2 separate regions of the Mus musculus genome follow, and region 2 is linked to region 1. The links are chromatin contacts, found by Hi-C or POLR2A ChIA-PET in ENCODE. All regions are on one chromosome and are shown on one strand. Each heading gives the region's core, a stretch centred on a gene start or an enhancer-like site at or near the end of the contact. The rest is flanking DNA. Distances are from core to core; before and after follow the strand shown.

Region 1 (5,129 bases), core at 1,626-4,125:
GTTTGATGTTGCTTTTCATTGTGACTGTGCCCTGATGCTTTTCCTTCTTGAAGGAAGTATTTTAGTGGAATTCACAGTTAAGAGACTTTAAATTGTAAAGACTTTGGATTTTAAGAAAGATTGAAATTTTAAGAATTTGCAAATTCTGTGGGACTTTTAAAGTTATTTAGATCATGGGGATGAATAAGAAACTAAGGGTTGAGGCTTACTAGTGATGTGTTTGTGTGTCAAGATGACAAGGGGTCAATTGTACTGGCTAGTTTTGTGTCAACTTGACACAGCTGGAGTTATCACAGAGAAAGGAGCTTCAGTTGGGGAGATGCCTCTACAAGATCCAGCTGTAAGGCATTTTCTCAATTAGTGATCAAGGGGGGAGGTCCCCTTGTGGGTGGTAACATCTCTGGGCTGGTAGTCTTGGTTCTATAAGAGAGCAGGCTGAGCAAGCCAGGGGAAGCAAGCCAGTAAAGAACATCCCTCCATGGGCTCTGCATCAGCTCCTGCTTCCTGACCTGCTTGAGTTCCAGTCCTGACTTCCTTTGGTGATGAACAGCAATGTGGAAGTGTAAGCTGAATAAACCCTTTCCTCCCCAAGTGCTTCTTGGTCATGATGTTTGTGCAGGAATAGAAACCCTGACTAAGACAGTAGGGATGGCAATGATAGTAATGACAGGTGAGGAGACGTTGTTGATGGTGATGTGGGACACTGATGGTGATGGTAACAGTCATGGTGTTTGTGATGACGATGGTGAGGATGGTGGTGATGATGGTGGTGGTGGTGATAGTGCAGATGGTAATGATGGTGATGATGGCAAGCTGTTGGCCATGATGCTGATCTGATGGTGATGGAATTGGCAATGGTGACAGAGATAGTAACAATAGAGTGGATGATGATGATGCCCCAGCCTACGTGTGCTGACTATTTTGTATCTTTGCTGCTCACGACAGCAATCTTATTAGCTAGGAATCATTAGTCTCTACCTTGTAGGAGGAGGCAGAGACAGAGATCTCTGACCCTGTCAGGCTCCCCTAGCTTCCAAAGTCCCAAAGCTCACTCCCAGGAACCGACCTTTGAACCAGTCCTGGAGATGTTTTGATGGGAGAAGACAAAAGGCAGGAAATGGAAGGGGAATCCAGAGCGAAGCTGCCAGGAGCCTGCCTGCTTTAAGAACACACTCTGTGGGCTGGTGAGATGGCTCAGTGGGTAAGAGCACCCGACTGTTCTTCCGAAGGTCCGAAGTTCAAATCCCAGCAACCACATGGTGGCTCACAACCATCCGTAATGAGATCTGACTCCCTCTTCTGGAGTGTCTGAAGACAACTACAGTGTACTTACATATAATAAAAATAAATAAATTTTTTTAAAAAAAAAGAACACACTCTGTATCCCTCTGAGGCACATGGGTACTCTGTACCCAGCAGGTGCTAAGGAGGCAGAGATGAGCTTGCCTGAGGATAGGCAGGGAGCCACAGCCCCCTTCCTGAGCAACCACCACACTGGCCATGGTGAGGTTGGTGGGGCCACTCCTTGGCTTTGGGCCATCGAAAACTCAAAGGGCAAACAGAACACAAGCTCAGGGGAGCTCAGTGACACCTCCTGGGTGGTCATGGGGTTGGGGATCCCTACAGGGTAGGGGTAGAAACAGTACAGAAACAGATGCCTCTAGTCCCAGCATTTGGGACACAGAGGCAGGGGGCTCTCTCTGAGTTCAAGAGTTCAAGGGCAGGCAGAACTATGTAGTAGAGAGATTTTTGTCAAAAAAAAAAAGAAAGAAAGAAAGTAAGTAAGAAAGGAAAAGAAAAAACCAAACAAACAAAAGTACAGGAGGGTCCCAGAAAAATGTGGCCACAGCCTTACAGGCATACAGGGGCACCCCAAAATTCTGGTAATTCCTATATAGCAAGCTTCTCAAAGCATCCCTCTGCTGAACCAAGTACAGTAGCACTTGCCTTCCAGGGTTGTGGCTAATATGAAATGCGGCTACACTTTCATGCAGATAGTACAGACTGAGGGGAGAGCTCTACGCCCACCTTCCCTCCTCCTCTCTTCCCTCCCAGCAGACCCAGGAGCCATGAAATCCAGGCTCTAGCATCTCTGTCCAGAGCTGTGAAGGCCAGTGCCACTGTGGCAAAACAGATGCACCTCTACCCTCAGAGAGTGCACGCAACCCAGCACAGGCACACACACACACACACACACACACACACACACACACACACACACACACACTGTAGATGCTCAGGATCCCAGTCACAGGTAGACACAAAGGAGGTCAACCTGCTTTAAGATCTGTGACAACCCTGAGCAGCAGTGCAGTACCTGGCAAGTCGGGCTCAGGTCACCATATAGATGACTCCCGTTTCTCTGTGAAGAGCACACCCCCACGCCATCTTCTCCCCACCCCCGACTTTTATCCACAGCCTGCAGCATGTGTAGTAGGTGTGTGCAGTGGGTATGTACATGTACCTGCCTGTGTCGACTGAATCAACTCAGTCCTGAAGTGGAGATGGGGCACAGTAGGGCACCTGTGGGGATGGGGTCCCACCCACAGCGCTGTCATGGGCCTTGGATTGAGGGCATCTACCCTTCCAGGGACGTGGGATCCAAGAACAAGTTCAAGTCAGCAAAGGAAAGACATAGAAGTTACATCAGCCTCTTACTAGTGGGTACCTAGAACTTCCCACTGCCTTTTTGTCCCTCTTCCCCCTCCCCCATCCTTGCTCTCTTGGTTGTTATTAGCCGGCTGAGTTCCATCTGCCCCGCCCCCCTTTACAGCCCTGAAACTGAGAATTGGAATCCCCAAGTAATAAGATGGAGAAACTGAAGCCCAGAGCAGTGGGCAACTTGGCCTTGTGCCAGCAAGAGGGAGGTGGGACTGAATGAGGTCACTGCTCCTCAAACCGGAGTTATTCTTATCTTCTTGGTGTCGCGGTGACATTCAAGGCACGCGTTTGAGTCACAGCGTGGGCATCAAAGAGCTTTTAGTGGTGGTGGAGAGGGCCCCTTTCCAGGGTAGGGTCGTGACCTTACCTAAGAGGGGTGACCAAGCAGGACGATTCACCGCTTACCTCACCCCATCCTACTCCGTCATCCTCCCGCCCCTGCATGTACCCCACCCCCACTCTTCCCTCCCAGCAGGCCAGTGTCCCACCTTTGTGCGTCAACCCCAGCACAGCTGAGGCACCTTGGATGATAAGCCTTGAGGGAGGAGGGGAACCAGCCGCCACTGTAGGTCCGGAACTGGGTAGAAGGCGCCCCCTGTCGGCCATGTGAAATCCAGCCGCAGCCTCCGTGTTATCCAGCTAGTTTCCAGCCCTCAGGACTACAGATTTCCCAATCTCTTCTGTTGGAAGGATGGGTAGAAAAATGAAGTTTGTTCCCTCCACACCCTATTCCTGAGCGGGTTTGTTCCCTCCACACCCTATTCCTGAGCGGGTTATCCTGGTTGCTACCTAAGCCTCGTGTCCTGGACTGTCTGAGAGTAAGATACTCATCTTCAAGCCCTGGTATCAACAGGTAGTTCTATTGGTAGGAGCCAACAGCGTCATGGGATAACAGCTTCCTGTTGTGTGCTCTTTTAGAAGGTTGCTGGCTGTTCATCCAGAGCCCACAGCCTAACCCTAACCCTAACCCTAACCCTAACCCTAACCCTAACCCTAACCCCTGGGATTCCACGCACTCCAGCATAGCATCCTGGCTGAGCTAGCTGTTGTGAATCTAAGCTCCAGCTAGACACTCTGCCCAGTGGGTGCCCTCTCTGCCCAGCTGATTAACCCCTGCTCAGCCAGGCCAGGCTATAATAAAAGCATCCACCGCCTGGCTACTGAGGCTCTTCCTAAGGCTTCTAGCCTACCTCATAGGCAGACTGGAAGCCCTGTCACCTGCTCCAGAAATAGGGCAAAGTGCCCTGTGTCCTGGAAGGGCATCTGCAAGAATATTAATACAAAGAAAAGAGCATTTGTGTTGAAGTGCTGAGATCTGGTCTCCCTCTTGTTTCTGTCACTTGGATATTTTTAAAGATTTATATTTATGTATATCATGTTGTATGAGCATTCTGTCTTCATGCATACCAGGAAAGGGCATCAGATTCCATTAGAGATGGTTGTGAGTCACCATGAGGTTGCTAGGATTTGAACTCAGAACCTTTGGAAGAGCAGTCAGTGCTCTTACCCGCTGAGCCATCTCTCCAGCCCCTCTATTGCTCTTAGATGCAAAGTCAATGCTGTCTCTGAAGTGAAATGCGCACTGTGCTTCTGCCAAGCTTCCTCCCACACCTAAGGTCTTCCTACTGCCAGTGACCTTGTGATCTGCTCAAGGTCACCACCTTTAAGGACATGACCCCAGGTCCATGCTTGCTGATGGGGAGGGGGGGATCCTGGAGACATGATGACTTCAGGAAAAAGAGCAGCTTCTCCTGGACAGTAACCACCCAGGGTAGTCGGTTCCGGCCCTGGGCACCATCATTCTAAGCCCTTCCTGTGGCCCTCAATGTCCTCATCTGCAAAATGGAGCAAAAGTGCCCATTCCCAGTCAGAGTTCCATTCTCAGCAGGCATCAGAGCCGCCCATCGACACCGTGCATCCTCTTGCAGTTTGGGGAGCCTTCCTGACTTCGGAGGCTAGTGTCACTAATACCAGCTGGCTTCAAGGGCCACTGTGGCAGGTCACTGAGAAGACCTGCCGTGAGTGAGATCACCTTGGGTACCCTTTGTAAAAACCAGCCAGCAAACTCCTGTCACTGGCCCCAATTTTGCCAAATTATCACACACCTGATTCCTGAGCCACACAGGAGGTTGGAGATCTAGTTCTCCCCCATGAAGGTTTTGGGGAGGACATGTCCTAAATCGGGCCCTCTAAGAATAAGGAGCAAACCTACCAGCCTCCAGGCTACAGTCAAATGGAGGCGGGGAGACCCCCATCTGCAGCCTCAGTGAGCCTAATGATCATCTAGAGCCAAAAGCTGCCAAGCCAGGGGTGGAGGTTGTGGGGGACAAAATTATGACAGGAAGGAACATGAGGCTAGGCACGATGCTCTTCTGTGAAGTCACTGGATGAGACCTCATGTACTAGCCCGCTCACTCCTTATTTGTTTGTTTATCCTACAGTGTTTGTGGAATCACTATTCGGTGTCA
Region 2 (5,129 bases), core at 1,874-4,373, 180 kb before region 1:
AAAAAATTCCTTGGCAAACTCCCTGTGTGCCAATGGAGGGCAGTCCCTGACTTCACAACACTCACAGCATTAAAGTCAAGGAAACATACGGTGCCAAGTGGCTTCACAAGGATGTGACACGCTGGTGACACGGGAACAGCTGATACTATCCTTTAGGAAGAAGTCTGGGATTCTGGACACAAGTCTCTCAGCTCCAGCACCCGACAGCCAAATACATCCCCAACAGCAGCAAGGTGACATCCACAAGGCAGGTCCCACCCACAGGCACTGGGCCCTGGAGTCAACTGAAAGGTCCTCAAAGAGAACAGACCACACTAGGGCCATGTGCTGACCCAGCCTTGATGGGCAACACAGTCCTTCTGTAGAAAGAGCTTTCTATCTGGGTCCTACATAGCTTAGACTTGTGGAGTCATCGGTCACCCAGGAGTGGCCTCTCTGGAGTCTCATGCCTCCTGCCACCCCACTACTCATTGTTTCCCAAATCTGGAAAGTGGCTCCTGAGATCCAAGCAGTCAGTACAGGGGGCAAAAGAGAGAACTGTCCTTTTAGAGGGAGAACACGGGTGGAAACAGGCCAGGGGGCAACTTGTAGAGCCAGTGTTGGCCTCAGGCCAGGGTCAGGCCCAGGAGGCTGGGGAAGGGGGTTGGCCATGGATAAGAACAGCTTAGGTGAAGAACCATGGAAGGTGCAGGATGATAGGTGTGGTTGCAGAGACGGCTCAGAGAGAGGACCGGCTGTGATGGTTAATGCCACAGAGTCAGTGTGGGCTGGAGGGGAGGGGTGGGCAGAATGACAGGTGAGGAGGCGACTGACCAGCCAGGCTCCATTCTATGCGCAAAGAATGTGGAGCAGATTAGAGCGCTGCCCACCGGAAGTGGAAGTGGAGCCTTATGCTGATCGGAAGCACAGCCGAGATCCTGCTACACCTCTGATGGTTATGGCTTAGGCTGTGAGCCTGTCTCACCAAGTCTGCAGCCAGCTCTGGGCTCTATGCCCTTGTGACCTCAAAGGCGGCCTGAATAGCAGCTCCAGACTGAGCAGCTCCGGGAAGCCCTGCACCACAAACGCAGCCCCTCCATGGGCACCCAGTGGACCTCTGGAGAGCCGTGGGGTCTACAGAGATGCTCAGCTAGAGCTGTAGGCAGAAGAGCACTTTGAGAAGGGTTGGGGATGAGGTCAGCAGAGTCCTTTTGGGGTAATTCTTGCCCTAGCCACATGTCTGCCTGGGCCAGGGATCCCCAAGATTTTCCTCCTGAATATGTGGCCACTGGATTGTTCCTGGGGCAGAAGTTTCTAGACCCTATTGCATTGCATTGTATTTTTGAGATGGTCTTGTTGCATCGCTCAGGTTATCCCTGAAACTCACAATCCTTTTGCCCCAGTCTCTCATGTGCTGAGAAGACTCTGTGTGTGTGTGTGTGCGTGTGTGTGTGCGTGTGCATGTGTGTGTGCGTGCGTGTGTGTGTGTGTGTGTGTGTGTGTGTGCGCGCGCGCGGGCGCCACAGGTCAGACAAAGCTTAGTCATGGTCAGGAGGAGGAGATGATGAAGCCAATACATCAGGGGCTTGTTGTTTCCAATGAAATACCTTTTTAGAGTCTGAGAGTAGACGTCCCCAAGGGAAGCCACACTGGATAGCCAGGAGCCAGCCAGGAAGCAGAGAGAGCAAGGGAAAGGTGGGAGGGGGTCTCGTGTGGTTTCTCAGTGAGGGAACTGGCCAGGGCAGTCAAGAAAGCAGCTGAGGACAGGCTGATGTGGAAGTGAGAACCGTCCTGGGTTGTGAGAGTTTAAGGGATGGTGGCCTGGGCGACTTGGGTGCTATAGACTGCGGTTGAGTAGTATTTGAACTACACCCTGTAAGGAAACGCTTAAATGCCTCTAGGGATTGACTTAACCTGAATCTGACAGTCTCTCCAGGGGCAGCAGGGACCAGGCCAGGAATTTTAAGATAAAGAAGTTATAAGATGTAACCCTTTCTCTCCAGGACTGGGAGACTATAGTGATTGGAGGGAAGATAAGATTGACACAGCCCGTAATGGGCGTGGCCAGCGGTGGGGATCAGGCTTTCACTGGAAGAAGCATTCTTTATCTCTTGTGCGGGTATCTGGCCTGGTGCTCAGGTGGCCCTTGCGCCAGTGTGACCCATTCTCACCCTCAAAATGTCCTCAGAGAATCTTGAATGGGGAGAAATGAGTCTCAGGACTAACCCACTAAGAGCTTCGCGCGCCCAAGCTAAAGACCATCTGCAAGAGTGATGGAGAGCGATCCCCCGTTCTTATCAGCATTTCCAGAACAGCATGTTGGATGCTAGGGGGTCTCTCTAGTTCCCCTGGCCTCCCTCTGAAAGATGGCCCTGCCACCAGCCCCCCACTTCTCTGTCTCCAGGGCCTAGAAACCAGATATGGTTGGATTCAGGAGGGGGTGCAGGGTTGGATTACCCCAGCTGGTGGGGATGCCAGGCACACACCAGCAGCCGGTACACAGCTTCCCCAGGGACAGATTAGAGGATCTCCCTCAAGTTCCTCTCTCGGGAGTGCCAGCCATGTTTTGACTTCCACACAGGTCTATGAGGAACACCCCAAGGCATCTGCCGGATGTGCTGTCAGAGGGTTTCTGGAAGACAGATGGCCAAACGGAAGTTTGGGACGGAGGTGCAATGGCGTGGGTGCGGATCCGCACGACGCCCACTTCAGCTGAGAAGAATTCCTGGTCCTCTCCGAAGCTCCATTTCCTCCCCCTTGTGAAGTAGAAAGGACAGCAGGCGTTCTCTTTAGAGAGCTGTGGAGATTGGGGGCTGGGGCTGGGCAGGAGGCTCGAGTAAACACCAGCTGCCTTGGGTTGGGTGCTGCAGCACCAGAGGCTCGGAGGAGCAGAGGAGCCTGGAGGGAGATGAGGGCTCTGCAGCATTGCCTGCACTAGTCAGGAACAGGGTACATATCAGAAAGGACACTGGGAATCAGCCTGGTCCTAGCTTTACTGGAAGGGCTGAGCCCAGCACAGCCAAAGAAACAGCCAGATTGCAGGATCCAGTAGGCCTTGCGGACATGGGCCCCCAACTGGGAAATTTCAGTGGAGGAAGCCAAATGAGCTAGAGAAATCCCCTGGGGTCACACATGACTCTATATTCAGAAAGAGGCTTCTGAATGCAACACACCCTCCTCCCATCTTGCCCCAGGCCCCTTTGTGCAGGCCCTCTTGCAGAAGAAGCGACCACAGAGAGAATGGTTTGGGAAGCCAAGGGTGTCTAGCCTCTGGCCCAGGAAGCTGCTGTGGGGGCCAAGCTGACAGACTGCCCCACGGAATGCCCTTAAGCTGACAGACTGCCCTTTTGCTTACCTGGACTCTAGCCTTGGCTTTTTACCCCTGACAAAACGTGGCTGGTCTGGTCTTACACTGCAGTCCTCTATGGACATGCTGGCTTAAATTGATTCCTCCCCCCCCCCCCCAAAGCCATTGTGCAGAGAACGGCTTTCAAATAAAGAGTCTGGTATAACCCAGTTTTCTGGGGCCATAACCCAGGGCTCTTACATGGCTGGCTGGCCTGGGTCCCTCTTCTGTCTGTTGTTGGGAGCTCTGTGAGCCCATTCACTACCTGCCCATCTGTGGGGCCACCCTCACTGGCCTTAATAGCATTTGCACTTTAAGGAGAGCTCTTCCATACAGAGAGGAGGAAGAGACAATAGAGACTCTGTTGGCTGGCAGAAACTACCAACTGCATGTTTCTTATGTTTAATTTGATGGGACGTTGGACACACACAGTTGGTGCTGTCCCGGCAGCAGACAGGCCCAAGATAACCCTTGTTAGAGCCCAGCTGGTGCCTGCAGCTCATCAGGGAGAGCTGAGCCCTGGTATAATGTCCAGTGGCCAGGGTCCCTTTGCCCACTAGGACCCACAGACAGAATGCATATCTATCTTCAGGGCCACCATCAACCTACATGTAGCTCAAGCTACATCAGACCCAGGAAAGCCAAAGCCCACACTGCACATCCCAAATTGGTCCCTAGGGAGCAAAGCCAAGGGACAGAAGGAATGAAACGGTTTTCCATCAGCGTCATCCTGGGAGCTCAGGAGCCTCCACCTACATAGTCAGTGGAAATGCTAACTCTTGCCTATGGCTGGACACATCCCGACCACGGAGCCACAAGAGGGGAAATTTCCAGAGGAAGGACTCCGTGAGGACACATCTTCAGGTGAAGGAGAGCTACCTCAGGCGACCCAGCCCTAAGCCAGCTTGACCTTGGACGTCCGGCCTCAGAATACATGAGACAGTGAACCTGGTTGGAGCCCGCAGTTTATGCTGTTTTATTCTATCACCTCAGGACATTTGCACCTCTCCCAGGTGCTAGATTCTGAATCATTCTTTCCCTTGGAGTGAGATATTTCCCTCCTCTGTTGATAGAGTCAGGGTGATGGACTGGAATGGGCTCTATAGACTGCATTGCAAAGGCCTCTGAAGCCCCATGGGGGTGAGTTCCTTCATGGGTGGGTAGACTGGGATCACCGGCCTGCCCACCACACCTGGCTTTGTGGCCATTTGTTCTGCAGCCCCAGGAAGCTCATCTGCCATCTCTATAAAGTGGTGGCGAGTACCTAGACCCTGCTTCTTGCCAATGCTGCCACATCTGTCACCTTGCTTTCTGTGGAATTCACAATGATTTCTGCCTGATGTGTCCTGCCCCAGGGTGCTCTGCAAGTTTCTGGCTGTCAGGGATGCCAAACTATAGCACATAACATGGCTCAAATTGGTGGCTTTGTATGTGAGACAGCCATCACCGGTCCCCTGAGGCACCCGGTGTTCAAGTCATCTGTTTGTCCCCTCGGGATGCAGAGTCAGAACTACCCCATCTCGAGCCTGGCATGCCACTGGACCTCAGCTGGAGTGAGTTGCAGAACGCATCAAAGAACGTCTGTCAGACCACACTGGAACTTCTTGGAAACCTAGACTGACTTCTCAGGAATTTGCATTTTGTTTCAATTTAGATTTTAATGAGCCAGACTTCCTCAGGTGGGTTCCCCCAGGAAACCCCAGTGGTCACACTGGAGGAGATGCAGCTGCCGATGGGATTTTCCCAGCATGCTCTGCCTGGCTGGGCCGAAAGACAGACAGATAGTGCTATGACTAGAGATAAG

The links. A loop is a pair of places that touch in the nucleus more often than their neighbours do. ChIA-PET counts read pairs that join two places held with the same protein, here RNA polymerase II (POLR2A).
Region 2: a loop to region 1 is called in a map of mouse embryonic stem cell, with 2.3 times the contacts of the local background. The contact joins two enhancer-like sites. A Hi-C loop is called at or near these places in 1 of 37 maps with a recorded cell type or tissue (mouse embryonic stem cell). POLR2A ChIA-PET finds 5 or more read pairs at or near these places in 1 of 5 experiments (embryonic stem cell).

What each region holds. Positions count from the first base shown.
Region 1 is chr17:31,691,542-31,696,670 of GRCm38, reverse strand. No RefSeq gene overlaps it. Among named protein-coding and RNA genes, the nearest start is that of Gm30187, 14 kb to the left of the region's middle. Within about 2 kb of position 2,875, at least 2 of the 3 ENCODE cell types and tissues checked have a DNase peak (open chromatin) inside an H3K27ac peak, as active enhancers do.
Region 2 is chr17:31,875,440-31,880,568 of GRCm38, reverse strand. No RefSeq gene overlaps it. Among named protein-coding and RNA genes, the nearest start is that of Gm30509, 6.9 kb to the right of the region's middle. Within about 2 kb of position 3,123, at least 2 of the 3 ENCODE cell types and tissues checked have a DNase peak (open chromatin) inside an H3K27ac peak, as active enhancers do.